2 separate regions of the Mus musculus genome follow, and region 1 is linked to region 2. The links are chromatin loops, found by intact Hi-C in ENCODE. Cell type or tissue: left cerebral cortex. All regions are shown on one strand. Links, peaks and the distances in the headings refer to the core of each region. The heading gives the core; the rest is flanking DNA. Region 1 overlaps Tg (thyroglobulin). Region 2 overlaps Tg (thyroglobulin).

The links. Hi-C counts contacts between places; a loop is a spot of excess contacts. Peaks named below come from ENCODE experiments on the same cell type or tissue, not always from the same donor. Only the 100,000 strongest peaks of a DNase experiment are listed, where the experiment ranks them.
Region 1: a loop joins it to region 2, with 2.1 times the contacts of the local background. A loop is called at or near these places in 2 of 42 quality-filtered maps.

Annotation. Positions count from the first base shown.
Region 1 is chr15:66,767,019-66,775,352 of GRCm38, reverse strand. Tg (thyroglobulin) reads right to left here. Exons shown (of 48, transcript NM_009375.2): 40 at 6,658-6,817; 41 at 1,872-2,074. Among named protein-coding and RNA genes, the nearest start is that of Sla, 61 kb to the left of the region's middle. In left cerebral cortex, for the core only: no CTCF peak of the experiment used is centred there; DNase peaks (open chromatin) are centred at 3,195, 3,877, 4,195, 5,088 and 2 more places; H3K27ac peaks cover 303 bases.
Region 2 is chr15:66,820,318-66,828,651 of GRCm38, reverse strand. Tg (thyroglobulin) reads right to left here. Exons shown (of 48, transcript NM_009375.2): 42 at 1,225-1,389; 43 at 86-253. All of the region lies in intron 1 of Sla (src-like adaptor), which reads left to right. Among named protein-coding and RNA genes, the nearest start is that of Sla, 7.3 kb to the left of the region's middle. RefSeq lists an enhancer at 1,490-4,351. In left cerebral cortex, for the core only: no CTCF peak of the experiment used is centred there; DNase peaks (open chromatin) are centred at 3,913 and 6,018; H3K27ac peaks cover 261 bases.

The sequences.
Region 1 (8,334 bases), core at 319-8,318, 54 kb after region 2:
ATATGTGAGTAACTATATGTGTAGGCACAATTGTGCTCCTGCACATGTGGAAGCCAGAGGAGAACCATGGATGTCAGTCCTTAAGCAGAAATCATTAGCTGTTGTTGTGTATTGTAATTGTTTGACATAGGGTATTACTCTAGCTTGGTTTTGTCTAGTAAGCTAGGCTGGCCAGTGAGACTCAGAAATGGAATTGTCTTCTCCTCCCCAGTGCTGGGAATATAAGCATACACTACCATATCCAACTTATTTACATGATCCATATTTTATGAATTTCTAAACACATGTTCTGAAGTTTATTGGCTGAGTCATTTCCCCAAATACCTCGATGTTTCCTTAGCTTGCATTACTGGAGGCCTCCTCACTATTTCTATGCCTGTAATACTCATGTCACAAACTTTCTTCTTATTCAGTTCTAAGGGAATCTTTCCAAGATGGGATCTCAAGCCACTTTCCTGGCTTCTTTAAAAGCCTCAGATGTACCCCTTGCTCTTAGAAGTACTGTAGCCAAAAGGAAAATAATGGGTATCTATCACAGATGAGCAGATGTATACACACACTGGTCAATCCTTACTATGGGATATTTTTCATATCTAGAGTACATTTATAAAATTAGTATATTCTTGGTGAACCTTAGAGATGGTATGCTACATGAAATACAGAAATAATGAACACCCCGTGTTTTTAGCAACATGAAGTCCTAGATTAGAGAAAATCAGAAGGAAGGAGAAGACAGACTTGCTGTGGCTTTGTGGATAAGAAAGTACAGGGCTCCCATTCAGTGGATTTTGAGTACATGAGAAGATAAAAATAGTTCTGGCACCAGATAGCAATAACGGTCACCCACACTTCAGAACATGTATTTAAAAATTTGTAAAATCTGAATCACGTAAAAAAGTTGAATATGCCAGTATATGCTTATACTCCCAGTACTGGGGAGGAGGAGACAGCTCCATCCCTGAGTCTCACCGGCCAGCCTAGCTTACTTGGCAAGACCAAGTTCTGGAATGTCCTTAGTGCCACTGATCAGACTCTTACAAATGGCTAGGATCATAAGAAGAGACAAGCAAATATCTGGACAAATGCACAAGCAAACCCCCTGGGTAGTTTCTATGCATGCACCAGTCAGGCACTACTGCAAACACTGTCCACACACTGTCACTGTCACCAAAGCTCTGCCGGTGGTCAATGCTTCCACAGCCTTTAGCAATTCACTCAGATATTCCCTGCAGGGCCGTGACCCTTCACACTGTTACCATCCAGTATCCTTGTCAGGGGCCTCTTTTTAAACGTCTTACTATCCTTTAAAAATATCTGCCTTATGCATGTTGTGTGTCCTGCCTTGGAACCCACAGCCTCCTGTGAAGTAACGTGTGTCTGATTTATCATGGAACTCGAGCATCTAACACAGAGCTGCTGACCAGCCAGATTCTCTATACAAGCAGAAGCTAGTCTGTGGCAGAATAGCTCCTGATTTATCCAATTAGATAATTTCTTCCTTCTTGTCACCATCAACATCAGTGAACCATTAGCAAAAGCAGCAGCAGCAACAGCAGCAGCATTCCCACTTAGCTGGCATCTCAGCCCACTAGGCAAACTCGTGAGTAGTGAGTTTTCTTCACTGACAAGAACATTTAACCCCAATAAGAATCCAGGGGATAGAGATACCCAGGCATGTAGAATCTTCCACCCGAGAGGAAAGCAGTCAGGAAGCCTTTTAGCCTCCTGCACCACTCATGCCTGGAGTGATAGTTTGAGCAAGAACAATGATAGCATGAGGAATGACAGAAGACCAACAACAACCACAGCCAGCCAGTCTCCAAAGTCAGGGAGATTGTTGAGTAGTACTGAAAACAAGCTGTGCAACTCACCATAAGCAGTGCCTTCCTGAAGAGCTGGAGCCTTGTAGGCCTGCTGATGAGAAGGTGTATGCTGGCCACATCAGCCCCACTACGGTCTGCTGCCAGTGTCACACGCTGAGGGTCCCCACCAAATGCTCCAATGTGGGACTGCACCCACGTTAGAGCTGCCACTTGGTCCAGCAGCCCCCAGTTGCCAGCTACTTCATCAGAGCCTGCAAAAAGAGGGATGTCATTAGCATGTGTGTCCTAACAGCTTTAGATGTTCCAATCACAGTGCTATGTGAGACACAAGGCTCCTTGTGGGGAATTGGGTTCTTGTCCACTCAGGCCAGTACCATAAGCTACAAACACAGGTTGGGACATTGTGAAGAATGTGGGCTTTGGAATCAAACTTAATTTGACTTGTCTTTCAGCTTTGGACTGACTAGTCAGGAGACTGGAAACATCTCTGCTCTCTGAGCCATGGCAGAGCAGAGGCTATGCATGTTTAGTTCTAGCCCAGACAAGGCCATGATTCCCACTTGATGGCTTAGATTCCACTACGGGTGGATCCATCAAACAGAGGCTAGACCATGCCAGGCAAGGGAGAACAATCTTTCTTATGTCTAATCTTCTGTGGCTTTAGAAGTGTGCCACTGAACCCATGTCTCTTTCCTATATCATAGAATTTAATAACTATTTGTTGAAGATGCAGCACCATATTAAATGAAATTACCCACATACATACACACAAAATAACAAAAAAAATGTATACATCTCCTTAGCTCTTTTCAGACACTACAGTGTTCTTTGGTTGTTTCATGTTGTAATAACAGAGCCTCCCTGTTGGTTTACTGTACTGTTTAGTCTTCCAATATCAGACTGTGAATACCAGGCTTCACTCTGGTATCATCCTAAGTTCATACACATATTGGCTTCTCAGAATCTGCCCTTAGAAGCCATCAGATTGGCATGCTCTGGGATCACCTAGTACAGTAGTCTCTGGGTACAACTGTGAGCAAGTTTCTAGGCTGGCTGACTTGAGGTAGGAGGACCAACACTGAATGAGAGAGGTATTATCCCATGAGCTGGGCTGCTGAGCTGAGTGAAAAGGAGAAAATGATCAGAGCACCAGTGCTCATGCCTCTCTGAGTCCTGAGGGCGAGGACCATGCTATCAGCTACTATAAGTTCTTGCAATCATGATCAGATATACTCTCAAAATGTGAGAGTGAGCCAGAGGAAACTCCAGCTTCCTTAAAGTACTCTTGTCAGATATATTGTCACAGCAAAGAGAAAAGGAAAGAACATGCACTCTGCAACTCCCATCACCATCTGCATGCAGATATATACACAGCCCACATCTCCCTCAAGCTTCATTTGCAATTCTTCATGAGATTTCACAGGTACCGCTATGATTGAAGGGATTCCATATAGAACAAGAAAGTATCAGAAAGACCCCATATTCCTAAATAGAAAAGGTAGGAAAATCTTACATTCTGGTTGCCTGACCCAGTATTTGAAAAGCTGAAGAGAACAGCAGCCTGGAGTACATAAATAACAGAAAGTACTCTTCCAGCTGTGGGCTTTTCTCTTCTCTTAAAATGCTTTTCATGTTCTGGGTCTGGTGAAGCTATTGGCAAAAGCTGCCCTTGATGTGGCCTTTTCTGGATTGCTCCTGAGTTCCATTTGTCAAGACCAATGTGTTTCTTTCCTCTGGACCTCTGGGAGTCCAGGAGAACAGGGTGTTGAGTGAGTAAGAGCAAAGTGAATCTAGGAAGTGACATCCATAGCCTGCATCATCAGGAATAGTGTGAGAGGACTCTTCCTGACTCTTGCTGCCTGTGTAGTCAGCTTCCCTCCTTGTGATGAGGATTAACATAGCCATTAGGAAGTCTTTAGATTCTTGGGAAATAAGAACTAGGGTTCTTCAGTAAGACCTTCATCCATCAAGGATAAATCTGGCTTCCTTCTGTGCCAGGGGCTGTGCCAGGAATTGCTGAAAGCAGAAAGTAGTCCTGGGGCACAGTTCCCAAATTTTCTGTGTTTACACTTCCCAATGTACAAACACTTTGGTCTATATCTCCCAGGGCATATTCTCCACAGGCACAATAAGGCAGGGGATAGGTCACGGAGCTGTGAAGGGTCTGGTTCAACCTTGGCTTTCACTTGTTTGAAGTATAAAAACTTGTCTAGATGCAAGAAGCAAATGTGAGATTGAGTTGGAACTCAAATCCTAACTCACAATTAGAACTCTTTGTCTTAAAAGTCAATCCAACTCTATAAACACCTCTGAGAATTTTATGACAAGCATTACAGAGTGCAAGTGCTGGTTTCCAGAACCCTCACCCACTCGTTGCCACCACATCCAATCTCCTGACTGTAGGCCCTCAAGGCCTGCCTCCTACTCAGTCAGTCAGCTCCAGCAGTGCCAACTCCTGCTCCGCACATCTGTGATGCTTCCTTGTAGTCCTGTGGGGCCAAGCCCTTGCCCTGAGGATCCTGATCCTTCCTTACATGTACACACACACACACACACACACACACACACTCCCCAGAACTGGTTCACAGAGGGAGACCAATGCAAGTGGAGATATGCTGGATATCATGCTGTTATTATGTTTGTGCTTCTTTCCCTGTTCCCATACCTCCAGGTGCCCAGCCTTCTGGATAGGACCACCCAGTATATATATCAACCTGTCCCTTCATTACATAAATGGCTCTCTTCTGTTTCTTCAACAACTATAGAGTGCCCCAGTGGGACCTAGTAGTGTCCATAGACTCCAGTGGAAGTGGAAAGGCGTGGGCCTTGATGAAATCCTGGCTCCAATACTTGCCTCAAACAGGGGCCCTGGGAAGGCTACTTATTCTCCATGCATTTTGATTCTCTCCATGTGTAAAGTAAGGGTGGTTGTAGAACAAGCTTCATTCAGTGCTGCTGATGACCAACTTAATGTCTATAAAGGCAATAGGACTACCCTGTAGTAGGCATCAAAGTTATGCTTTTATTCTGAAATACAATTGAACATGTTGAGACCTAGAAAGCATCTCACCAGTGCTTTTAGCAGGGCCAGCTTTATCTTCAGAGCAGAAATAGCTGCAGTGAGGGGGTACGTATCGTAGGCTATGAGACTATTTTACTGGCAAGAGAAGATACAAGACCTTCTAACAGGCCCAGAGTACCTGCTGACTGAGGTCATGTCAGTGTGTGGTTACTATGGCAGATGGTCTTCCGTCTGGCTCCTGACTCAGAGCATAACCACTGTGTTCCTACACTACCAAGGGCCTGGCGGCCCATTGTCTACCCTGCCTCCCTCTTCCCTGTACTCAGTACTCAAGGGCTCTGGCTGGGTTCTTTACCAGAAGAGAAGGCAATAGGATTCAGAGCGGAGGAAATGGGTTTCCCTTATGTACTTCCAATTCTTCTCTCCCTGGGCAGAGTTGCCGGGAAGCAAAGTATAGCAGACCCAGAAGCTCTGGAATGAGGGAGGTACCCTGCAACCAGGGGTGAAGTGAACAAAGCACAAGGGTCTGTCTCCCGGGCTAAATGAAAGCACACTAGGAAGCCTGATGGACACGGTGTCCAGAGTATTTTCTAAACAGCTGAGAAGCCACTCTAAGAAGCCAAGGTTCCTCTTTGCTGCCATCTGAGCAGCAGAGAGCCAAGTTAAAGCTCAGGCTGCCACTGTCTGCAGATGAACTGCAACCACCCGACCTCTCTGAGCCTTGATTTTCCTCTTGAAAAAAAATGGCATGGCAGACAGGCGTTAGTACTGCCTCAGGACTGAGGGAATCAGTCAGAATGGCTAATAAACACAAGTCCTGTCAAGTGTATGTAACGCTTGCCCTCCAACTGATGGCTTTTTAGTTTTTTTTTTCCTCCAAATGATGTAAGTCAGAAAAGACTGGGTGTTCTGGAAGCTTCAGTGACCTTCCTTCAGTGACCTTTGACCTTCAGAGGTCAAAGTGTTTGCTTGTCAAGAAGGATATGAATTCTAAAGAAGATTTCACTCCCTGAAATCCTAATTCCCCCTCATGATGGAGGACATATGGAAAGTCATTCTGCTGTCTAAAGAAGCCTTAAGCCAAAGTTAGCTGTGTCTGGAAAGAGCTCTCTGAGGCCAGCTTCGGTCAGCTCAGCCCTGAATATCACTTAAAGTTCCTGAGAAACAGCTTGTGTTTGCCTAGAGGACAGAAAACCCAACAGGATTTTTTCCTTTTTAAAAGAGAAAGTTAATAACTACACTGCAGAGAAACTTGCACAACATTCCAGTACCATATACAACCTTCACATCGCACACTACCCAGCATCTGTCCAGATGGAGAATAAAGATTCCATTTATACCCATGGCTTCAGCTGAACTCATTGCTCCAAACCTAAACCTACAGCTGCCTTTCATTAGTATCTCCATCAGGTATAAGATGCTCTGCACTAACTACTGCCTGCTGTGTAGGCCAGCCTAGCACTTTTTAAAAACATCACACCAAATGTTCCCCCCTAGCTCACCCCTCCGGAGCACCCACATTCTTTCTGGTCCTTCTGCCTTTCCCCTGTCTTCCCAGGACTCAAAGGAGATCCTTGGATATCAGTGATGATGCTCAGCCCTTATACTCAAGGACTTTAAATGCTTAGCTCTGAAAGAAGAGGAAAGCCATCCCTACTTAAAGAAGAGGGATCTCATACACTGAGAAAGTGAGGGTGATGTAAGGTCATACTGGTTATGAGAGCCAGTACTTCCTCTTTTAAGCAAATAGTCTTAGTTATCTCTTATGGTGATGGAAGACTGATTTCCCTGTCACCAACACCAACAATTCACCTGAACTCAGGAAGCCGAAGACCCCCAGTCTGTAGTTAGCAGTGACTACGATGAAGTTGCCAACTGCAGCCAGGATGGAGCCATCAATGGTCAGCTGACCACCACTGCCTTCCATCTCCATGGTATTGTGGAAAAACACCAGAACTGATGCATTGGAGACCTGAAGGGATTATAGAAATAGAAAAGGTTGAAGTTGAGCTTGTGGGAGGGACAACTGCCATTCTTGAAAACAGACTCTGAGCCCACACTAGTCCTCTTGCTGGCTCTGCCTTGATACACATTTAACACTATCCAAGGGGATGATTGTTTTCCTCAATATTCACACACTGATGTCTAAACCCATAGCTCAGAAAGTCATCATACTTTCTTTGGAGACCTGATTGTGGATCTCTATATAAACTCTGATCTCATAAAAACAGCATCATTTTGAGGAGAAGGAATTTGTACACAGACATACACAAGAGAGAAGTGTGCCAAGTGCACACTAAGAAGATAAGTAACAGGGTGGGGGTCATCCCCATGGCCTTTGATCTTGAACTTCAAGAATGTGAGGAAAGCAAGTATGTATGGCTGAAGCTGTGAAAGTCTATGATGTCACCTCTAAGTAGTTACTGTTGCCCATTCCATGGGTAGAAGAATGGAGGCTCATTGAAGTAAGGATGCGCTGCAAATGTTTCACAGTGAGCAGGGGTAGGAACCACACTCAATACAGACCTGGGAATCTATTTCCTCCCTGCTTTGATCCTAGTCTATTTCAGAAGACTTCCTGGTCCTTGTGACAAGTCCTAAATCTCAGGTCTCATCTCTCCTCCATCATACTCTGAGGCATTTACATTGGTGAAACTCTATCCCAAGATCCCTACTATGTGAGAGTATGGATTCTCTAGGCAGGCATTTTTTAGACATCATAGAAGCCTAGCTTTGACACTCAGCCTCATTGTCTCAGGGTCTGTGGAATAGGGCAGAGTAACCGCAGTCCTCCACACCCCAAAGCTACTGATAGCTGTACTGGTAACAGGCCAGGAAGGGATGAGACAGTTGGCTGTAGTTATCCACTATTGATAATACAAGGGGTCCATTCAGCCACTGTGGACATTGCAGTTCAAAGTATCCATGGACTAGGGCCTCTTCTCCAGAACCTGTCAATTGTGTGCGCAGGTCCAACATTGCTGAGAACAACTTCTCTTCCTGAAGGCCATGATGGGGCTATAAAAATGGCCTAAGATAATAAGTCAAATACCCACAGGGTAGGTGGGAGAGGAAGCACTAGATTCAGAGTCAAGAAATAAGGCTTATTCTCCACTCTGTCCAGTGGCCCTCATGTCCTTACATGAGCTAGCTCTCATTAGCTTAAAGAGGGAGAATCCACCTGTGTTTTATCTTCTCATGGTTGAGGTCATAAGTACAAAATGTTCTTATAAGCCACAAACAACTATACTCTAGCCCCAAGCAGTCTACTGTAATTATTCTGCTGAGGGACCTGGTAATGTTCCAGATTGAGCCACCAGTCTTCTCATCTGTGAGACTGATTAAGCTTTCTGAGAGGGGCTAGGAGGCCTGCAGTCACACTGCAGACAGACCACCACTTCCCCTGAGTATCCCTTTTCTACCCTGTCAGTATCTATGCCCACTGGCCATCATTCCTCTTCACTTCCAGTCTGAGTATCTGGTTTCTTC
Region 2 (8,334 bases), core at 89-8,088:
CCTCTGTCAGCCACGGAAAGAGTCGTTCCCGACCCAGTATCCAGCAGGAGGCTGCAGAGGCCTCGCCCTGCCTCCCTTTACCTACCTTCACAGCCTTTGCCCTATTGATAAGCCCATCATCCTGGGACCCTCCTATGAGTAGATCCACCTTCACTGGCAGAGGCCTCTTCAACCGTCTGGATGGAAGTTCACGGAGGTACTGGCCATCGACCACAGGGCCCCAGTAGTGGAAAGGGCCACTCACAGCCAGGAGCTGCAGGGTGAGAAAGAAGGCTATTACTTGCGTGTGCTTTAGTTTCCTTTAAGAAAACTACAATCTTAGTGTTGAGTGTGCAGCTGAAGTTGACAACCATAGCAAAGCACTCATGGTTCTGACCAGTGACAGGGGCTAGGAAGGCCTCTGTGAAAGGAACTGTGCAAGATGAAACTTAGCCCTTCTTTACCTCTGGAGCCCCATAATTCTGCCTCACAGTGCTCTAACTCCAGCTGGGCCCTAATGGAAAGCAAGGGTCAATGAACAGGATAGCAGGCAAGCAGGACATCTCATGACAGTGACAGTGGCTAGGCAACAAACCTCCCTTCAGCAATGCTTAACCCCCAGGAGACCCTCCCAGAACCTGTTGGCTGAAGCAACAAGAGGTTTCCAGGAAGAACGGCAAGAAGAGGAAGGGCTTAAAGTTAGTGTCTGTGGCAGGTGACACTAAACAGTGTAGCCTATGTAGGTGCAGATGAGGACAAGACTTAGTCCATATCGTAGGGTCCAGATTTGTTATGAGGATCAAGCCTGCTTCTGCATCCTCTACCAATGTCAGAGGCAGCCAGAATTGCAAGCTGAGAGCAAGGTCTTTACTGGTAGAAAGGGATGCCCCACTATTGATCTAAGGGTCTGTGACCTGACCTTGTGCCTCTATGGTCCTAGTGGGGTGTGACCCTTCTCAAGTTCTATTTCATTTCATCTCTCAACTGTGTCTCCATTATAGGCTCCACGTTGTACATAAGACATCCAAATGACAGAGAAACATATCTTTCAGCAGCAGCCTTGTATGTTTCTTTGTAGCCTGTGGCTCCTGCAAGGACTAGGACTCAGGAGACAAGTTTATCTTTAGTTGGTCATGCACTGGGTGTGTATCTTGGTGGAGACCATCATCACATCTGGTTAGACCTGGGCCTTTCATTTGTAAAGACAAGAGATTGTCCCTCCCTAACCTGTACACCAGCACCTACCTTGGTCTGAGCATCATTGAGAATGTTGGCAGGCTTCTGGCGGAGACATGATACCACTTCCTGGATGGATGAAGTAGGGCATCCAACCTCCTTTGCCAAGGCTGCAGCTTGCTGTTGGGCCCTCTCTGGGCTGATAATTGCAGCCGGGGACAGTGCAGAGCCTCCCTGGAAAAGAAAGAGCAGGGGTCAGGCTAACAGTCTGTACAGCTTTGGCTGCTGCTTAGGACCCTCAGGTCTTAGCTGAGTTCTATAGTTTCTTCCATACGCAAACACATGGGAACCTTTGATATCCTACATGTATGAATGTCAGGGTTGACCTACACAGAACAGCATCCTTGTGTAAACTTGACTAGGTCAGTGCAAACCTTGGTTTCCTTATCTGTGAAGAGAGGGTGCCGGTCTTGCTGTTCAGCTAAAGAAGTATAATGAGGTCAAGGGTGATATAGCTCTGAATGCGGACTGGAAAACTTCTGGTAAAGCACTATGCAAACTACAGCCACCTCCTCTGCAGAGAGCTCAAGTAGCAAGGTTTCCTAATTCTAAGTTGTAGTTGAATGTGAACATAGAGGCCCTCTGGAAGACACCATCATTTCAGCTTACAAAGAGGTATATAAGGTACAGAGAAGTTGCTGGTGCCTAGTCAGACATACAGTGAGACATGGAGCACCCAGAACTCAGCAGTCCTGTCACTGAACCTCTGCAGGCTACTTAGCATGAGTGTGAGGACTGTACACTTGGGAGTATTTCTCTAGTAGAAGCGGCCAACTTCTCTGAAAAGCCTGTTGTTAATAAGAGGCGCATCAGGGGCCTGAGCACTCAGCCACAGTGAGGCAGACTCTCACACATACCTGGGAGGCTCCTGATGGGAGAGTGTTATACCTATCCCATATTGATGTCTGGTTTTTAGTCTTTAGAGGGACCTGTGACCAGAGCCTGAGGCCAAGCAAGCAGTAGGAAGCCCATCCGAGGAACAGGAAAGTACACAGGGGGTGAGCAGGAGGAGGGCTGAAAACCTAGTAGCTATATATAGCCTGATGACCAAAGCCCTTTCCAACATCTCTGAACAGTACAGATAAGGCCAGAGAGCCTGGGCTGCAGACACAAGATAGTGTGAGGTAGCAGACAGGGGGTTTTGTCTTTTACTGTGTTTTATATACTAAATTCAGCCTGCTGGTGCCTCCTGCAAGATATACAAAACAGACTTGTGTAAGCATCTGCACTTACAAACAAGAGAGGACCCTCTAGGCTCCTCATGAGAATCAAGAGAGGTGCACATCAAACTTGCATCCAGCCGGGGCCTGGAGTGTAGTGACATTGGTAATGAGTGACATAGTGGGTGACTTGTCGTGAATGTGAGTTTTACACCCTTGATTTATTTCTGTAACACCAAGTGACCACCTGTTTTTTTAAAAACCACTTGCTATGTTCCTGTAACAGAATGGTACTCACACTCGAGGTCTTCACAGTGCGGCATAGCATTCTGTGCTGCTAAGTGCAGGGGGTGGGGTGGTGGTAAGTGGCTCCAGCAGAAGTTATCAACTTTCTTAATGCTGCAACTCCTTAATACAGCTCCTCTTGCTTTAGTAACCCCCAGCTATAAAAGTATTGACATTGCTACTTCATAACTGTAATTCTGCCATTGTTGTGCACTGTAAATACCTGCTATGCAGATGTTTTCGGCAACCCCTGTGAGAGGGTCATTTGATTGCTCCCCCACTCCAAAGGTCATGACCCACAGACTGAGAACCAGTAGCCTACAGGAACGCCTGAGAACATGAGGATTTCAGGGTGGGCCTCTGATGTTTTCAATATCTCTGCTAGCTATAAATAGCTGGGCTTCTTGATACTCGGAGGAAGTGGGTAAAGGCGTGGGTTTCACTGACACTGTAAGATAGCTTAGAGAACTTTCCTCTCTCTTTTTGTTGTGATCAGTCTTTCTGAAACCTTGTTCTTTGTGGAAAGTCAGCAGTTAAGTAGGCTGTCCTCATTTGGGGGGACTTGTTAGGCCTTACAGCTGGTGGTCCTCGGACAGAGCCCGGGAAAAAAGCCTGAGCTTAGAGGAAAGGGAGCAGACCAGCATTCCAACCCTGTCACTCTGATGGGGCCGTTCAGAAATCGTGGCTTCAGTGTGCCCAGGAAGACTCCCTCTCACACCGCTCTTGAGGAAATTATTATCTGGCAAGGCAACAGAGGCACATAGTGTGTGTGTGTGTGTGTGTGTGTGTGTGTGTGTGCGCGCGTGCCCTGATGGCCTTGACTTCAGGATCAATATTCTTATGCAGGAAGAGAGTCCCAAGAGGCCTGCTCTATTTCCTTCCTGTGCCTTAGTTCTCCTTTCCTTGCATTCTTGCTGTAATGTATTAACTTCTCAGGGAAGGAACACCTGGGAAATCCACACCCGCCTCCTCACCAGTCAGCACCAGGTTGCATGGGTTGTGGCAGTCTCAGCTCAGAGGGAGACAAAGAGCAGAAGAGTTAGGCAGCACTTCTGTGTATCATATCAGAACCGCCCATGAATCCTCACTCTAGAGGTGTCAGGAAGTTGGAAGCTGTGCACCCCACGTCTCACAGCTGCCAAACATGAGGCACATCTCGGGCAGCCACCTGCAGCATCACACTCTACCCACTATGCACTAGCAGGCTTGTCAGTGGCCTTGGTCCCTGCCTGTCTCTGTGAGAAGCAGGGCCAATATCCAGTAGGAAGGCCCTGTCTTAGAAACAGACAGACTGAGGTTTTGGTTCCAGTGCAGTCTGCTATTTTTGTCAGTTCCCATCTTGGCATGGAACCCTGTGATCAACTGCTCCAAAGAAGATACAAGACAATGATGCAAAAAAAACCTTATACTGTAATCAGCACACAGTGTATGTGAATGCTAATTATCATCAGGAGTGGAATTAGCTATTGGTTTCTTTCCCACAATGCAATGTGCGATCCAGCTCCCTGCTGGGAGGAAGCAGATATATGACTCTACAGCAGTGCAACACCCTGAGGAGCACTGACAGCTCCCACTGAGTTATGGTCTCCAGTGAATTCAGCCACCATTTGCTTTTCAAGAAGGATCCACCTAAAAGTGTTTTGAGTCTGATTTTATGTAAAGAGTCTTGTGTCCTCAAGCTGTGGAAGAAATCCAAGGTTTTTCGAAGTACAGACTGTACACCAGAGTGATAACCCTCTGCTATTGGGACCAGGACAAAGGCTAGAATTCTTATACACTGAGAACTCCAGGGAGGGGATGCAGGGCTCCTGTATGCCTGGAGAATTCTGCAGAGAGGCAGGAGCTGAGAGGACTTTGAGAAAATGAGCAGAAAGGGGCACTGGCAGGTAACTACTCCTGGGGAGTGTCAAGGATGGCAGATAGGTTAGGAATGTTGAAGAAAAACCTGGGGTCTAAAGATCCCAGCATCCCTGTAAAATGCTATATATGTGTTAAAGGAGGGAGCCAACAAACAGAATGGATGGGGACATAAGTAGGCTTTCTAGGAGGAGGAGAGAACTCTGCATAGAAGATGTTGAGAAGTAAGATCAGAAGATAAGTCAATGACAGCCGTGTGAGAGGGGGTTGCCATAAGCAAATGAGCCCTAGGGTGCAGGCCAGGCTTCTATAGCTACAGGAAGTCCTCTGGGATTTTGGCCAGACTGAAATGGCTTGAGCACATGGCAGACCTTTGAGCAATGACCAAATATGAGTGCCTCAGGGATGTGGGCTACTGAAGCCAGAGCAGTGAAGTGATTTTTATACCACGGGCTACAGCCGTATGTAAAACATCCATTGCCTATAGAGTAGGGCAGAAGTGAACTGGGACAAAGAGCAGAATTCTGCTTGATAGCCTTAGTGCTAGAGGAGGTGGAGGAGCTGGAGGAGCTGGAGGAGCTGGAGGAGCTGGAGGAGCTGGAGGGATCATCTGAGGCAGGAACCCAGCCCAGACTCCTGGGTGGTCCAGGGATTCTGAGTAGAGATTAGAGCCAGAGAATGTGTCCAGTGCTTCATATCCTTCTTTTCCTGGAAATACACTCAAACCTGAGCCTGCCACTGAATTCCATGGACGTTGGAATTTGAGCATGCTTCTGAGAGGCAAGAAGAACCTGGGACAGACCTAGAAACTGTAGCAAAGAGACTTTCAAAAGTAGTTCCTATCCAATGTTAACATTCTCTTGTATGCCTTTAACCAAGAGGCATCCCTTTGCTTGATCCCTGGGACCATGAGTCATACTGAAGTCTGAAGCATTTCAGTCTTGGCAAAAATCTTAACATGAGTACTGACAATAGTTAATGTAACTTCCATCTTGAAACTAGAATCTACAAAGTCATATAGACCACTTCTCTTTTCTTCTTCTTTGGAATCAGTGTTCTTGGTTTTACTTAGGCTATGGAACTTGGGTGGGTAGCATTAAGGTGTGGCTTGCTATTGCTCAGTGTCCTTTGCCTGTCAGATGGTACCGATTTACTGTGGAACAGAGTGGTAGCTGATACAAGCCAAAACCAAGGGCACTTTTGTAAGTAGAAACTGAAGGAGACTAAGTGTACATGTACATGTGTGTGCGTACATATGCACATATTCACGTGGAAAGTGAACGGCATTCAGCCTTTATAAGGGGCCTCTTAAGAGCTGGGGCATTAATTTATGTACATTCTTATTCTGTGATCCCTACAACAACCCTCTATATATTAGCAACTCCTACCCACTTTTCAGATTGGGAGAACACAGTTTAGAAGGAGGAGGCAAGGTGTGTGAGATCTGGAGACTTGTAATAACAGCCCAAGTTATAAATCCTTTAGCTTCCCCCATGATCTACCACCTCCCACTAACAACAGCCCCATCTTAGCACAGAGCTTCATGAATTCTTATTCTCATTATGAATGGCTGACAGGTGGCAGCCAATAAGGAAGAGGCTTGCAGGGGTTGTCAGAGAGCGGGGAGATGATATGAGATCTTTCTTCCCCTGTGTCAATCAGGAGTGAATGATGGAGGCCAGACTTACATGGGGCTCTGTAAAGAAGATTCATGACTGCAGACTGGGAAGGACACAAGGACAGAACACTGTCCTGTGAAGTCTCTTGGCAATGGTTTACAACCTCTCTGTACTCTGCTCAGTTCCATTAGCTATAGAACCTCTTCTAAAGACCCCAGATCCTCCTTAGGACTTTCTGGTCCCAGGAGGAAAGGGAAGATGCAAGGAAGGAGAGGGGTTTTTCTTCCATGCTTTGGAGGAAGAACACAGCAACTATGTGAGATCTCGAGAGGAGCTGGGGCCTGTGGCCACTACTACAGGAGGGCAGCTAGAGATGTTTCACAGGGGCTAGTTGGGACTAGCCACGAAATTTAGGGCAGGTGGAGAGACAGAGATAAGAAATTGATAAGGGCAGGCTTTTCCAGGTGAGACAAATCAGCACCCAGCAATTTGGTAAATTGTAAAGGAAAGAAAAAGAAGAAGAACAACTCTGTGTGTGTGTGTGTGTGTGTGTGTATGCATGTGTGTGTTTGTGTGTGCATATGTGTGTAAAATTTCCATAGATTCAGAAAGAACATTAAAGATGTTTAATAGCTTCCTGGTACCCAGTAGAAGAGACTGAGATCCAAGTATTCTGATTCCAGTGTGCTTTTCCATGACAACGCAGTGCTCCAATGAATGACAGGATCCAGGTGAGATTCATAGGCAGTCTGTTCCAACTCTTCACCCTATTACCTGCCCACACCCCAAGATTACATAGATATTTAAACTTTGTCAATTCCTAAAGCTCCCTGCTCCCACCACTTATAAAGGGCCAGTTGTAGAGTTTACCATCTCCTTATAATTTCAACAGTGTCATTGTCTTCATGAACTGTCATTGCAGTTGCAATTAGAGAGGCATTTAGGACATATTTTAAAAGCTGATTCTACCCTACAGTATGACTGATTCTTACCATAGGACAGCAGACATTTGCACATGTCACATGAATAAAGCCACAAGTAAATGGTATGGCTAAGGCCATTGATGGCCACTCCACAGGGAAACAAGTAGTGAGATGGAACAAAAACCCATAGGAGCAAGGTCTGGGTGAGGGGACAGTCTCCAACAAAAACCTCAAGGACCCCAGTGACCCCTTCCTGGACATTCCTTTTGTTTGGAAATAGACATGATTGGTGTGGGCTTTGCCCCTCTGGAACGGATTTGCACCTATCTCATTTTCTCTATGTCTCAAAGTCTTGACAAAACACCTTTTGCCATCTGTTAAATATGTCATGTTTAATTGACTCCATTGCTTTCTGACTGTCAGAATCCATTTAAGTGCATGGCAGTTAAAAATTACTAACTTGCCAGACCAAGGTATCACCCTTGAAAAATGCCACCTTAATGATTGCTGAGGTGGGGTCGGCACCCCATCGTAAAGAGGACTTGCTTGTCCCTATCATTCATTCCTGAGACCAGCCATCCAGTGGTCCCTGAGACTATGGGGAGAAGGGGACAGCTGGGTCCACAGCTGGCAGGGGAGAGGGTAAACTATGGTTCAACACTTCCTGTCACTCTTCAGTTTTTAATACATTTCTAGGAAGGCCTAGCTTCATGTCACTTATGGGTAGCTTTGTAGAAGACATACATTTTCTTTGTTTTACAGTTGGATCTGAGAGCTGCTTGAACACTATGGTTCAAGATGCAAGACCTAGCCTGCCCTAGGAAATATATATGTAGAACATGGTTTGATGGGAAAATAGGCCTTGGGAATATAGAATAAGAAGCTGGGAACCTGTTAGAATAGTTCACATCTGCAATGGCCATCACTGGAGGTGATGCTGGACAGAGAGTCAGAAGTTAGCTAGAGTGGGTAGAGACAATACATTGCTCTAACAGGGGTCTCTACATGCTACAGGAGACAGAATGAATGTTTGAGGGAGACTCTTTTCATCTCCGCAGCTGTCTGTTGAGCCACTGAATTGCAGCCTGTGACTGTAGCTTCCAGTTCCTGTTTGAGACATCCTGTTCCCATAGTCTATGTGTTCAGATGGACTTGGCACTTCCATGGCACAGCTCACTTCCTTATCTCATGGTCTGAGCCCAGCTCCCACCAGGATGAGGGCACTGACAGCTTCTGAGCTCCTCACTCAAGCAGATCCTTACTTCAGTTGCTACC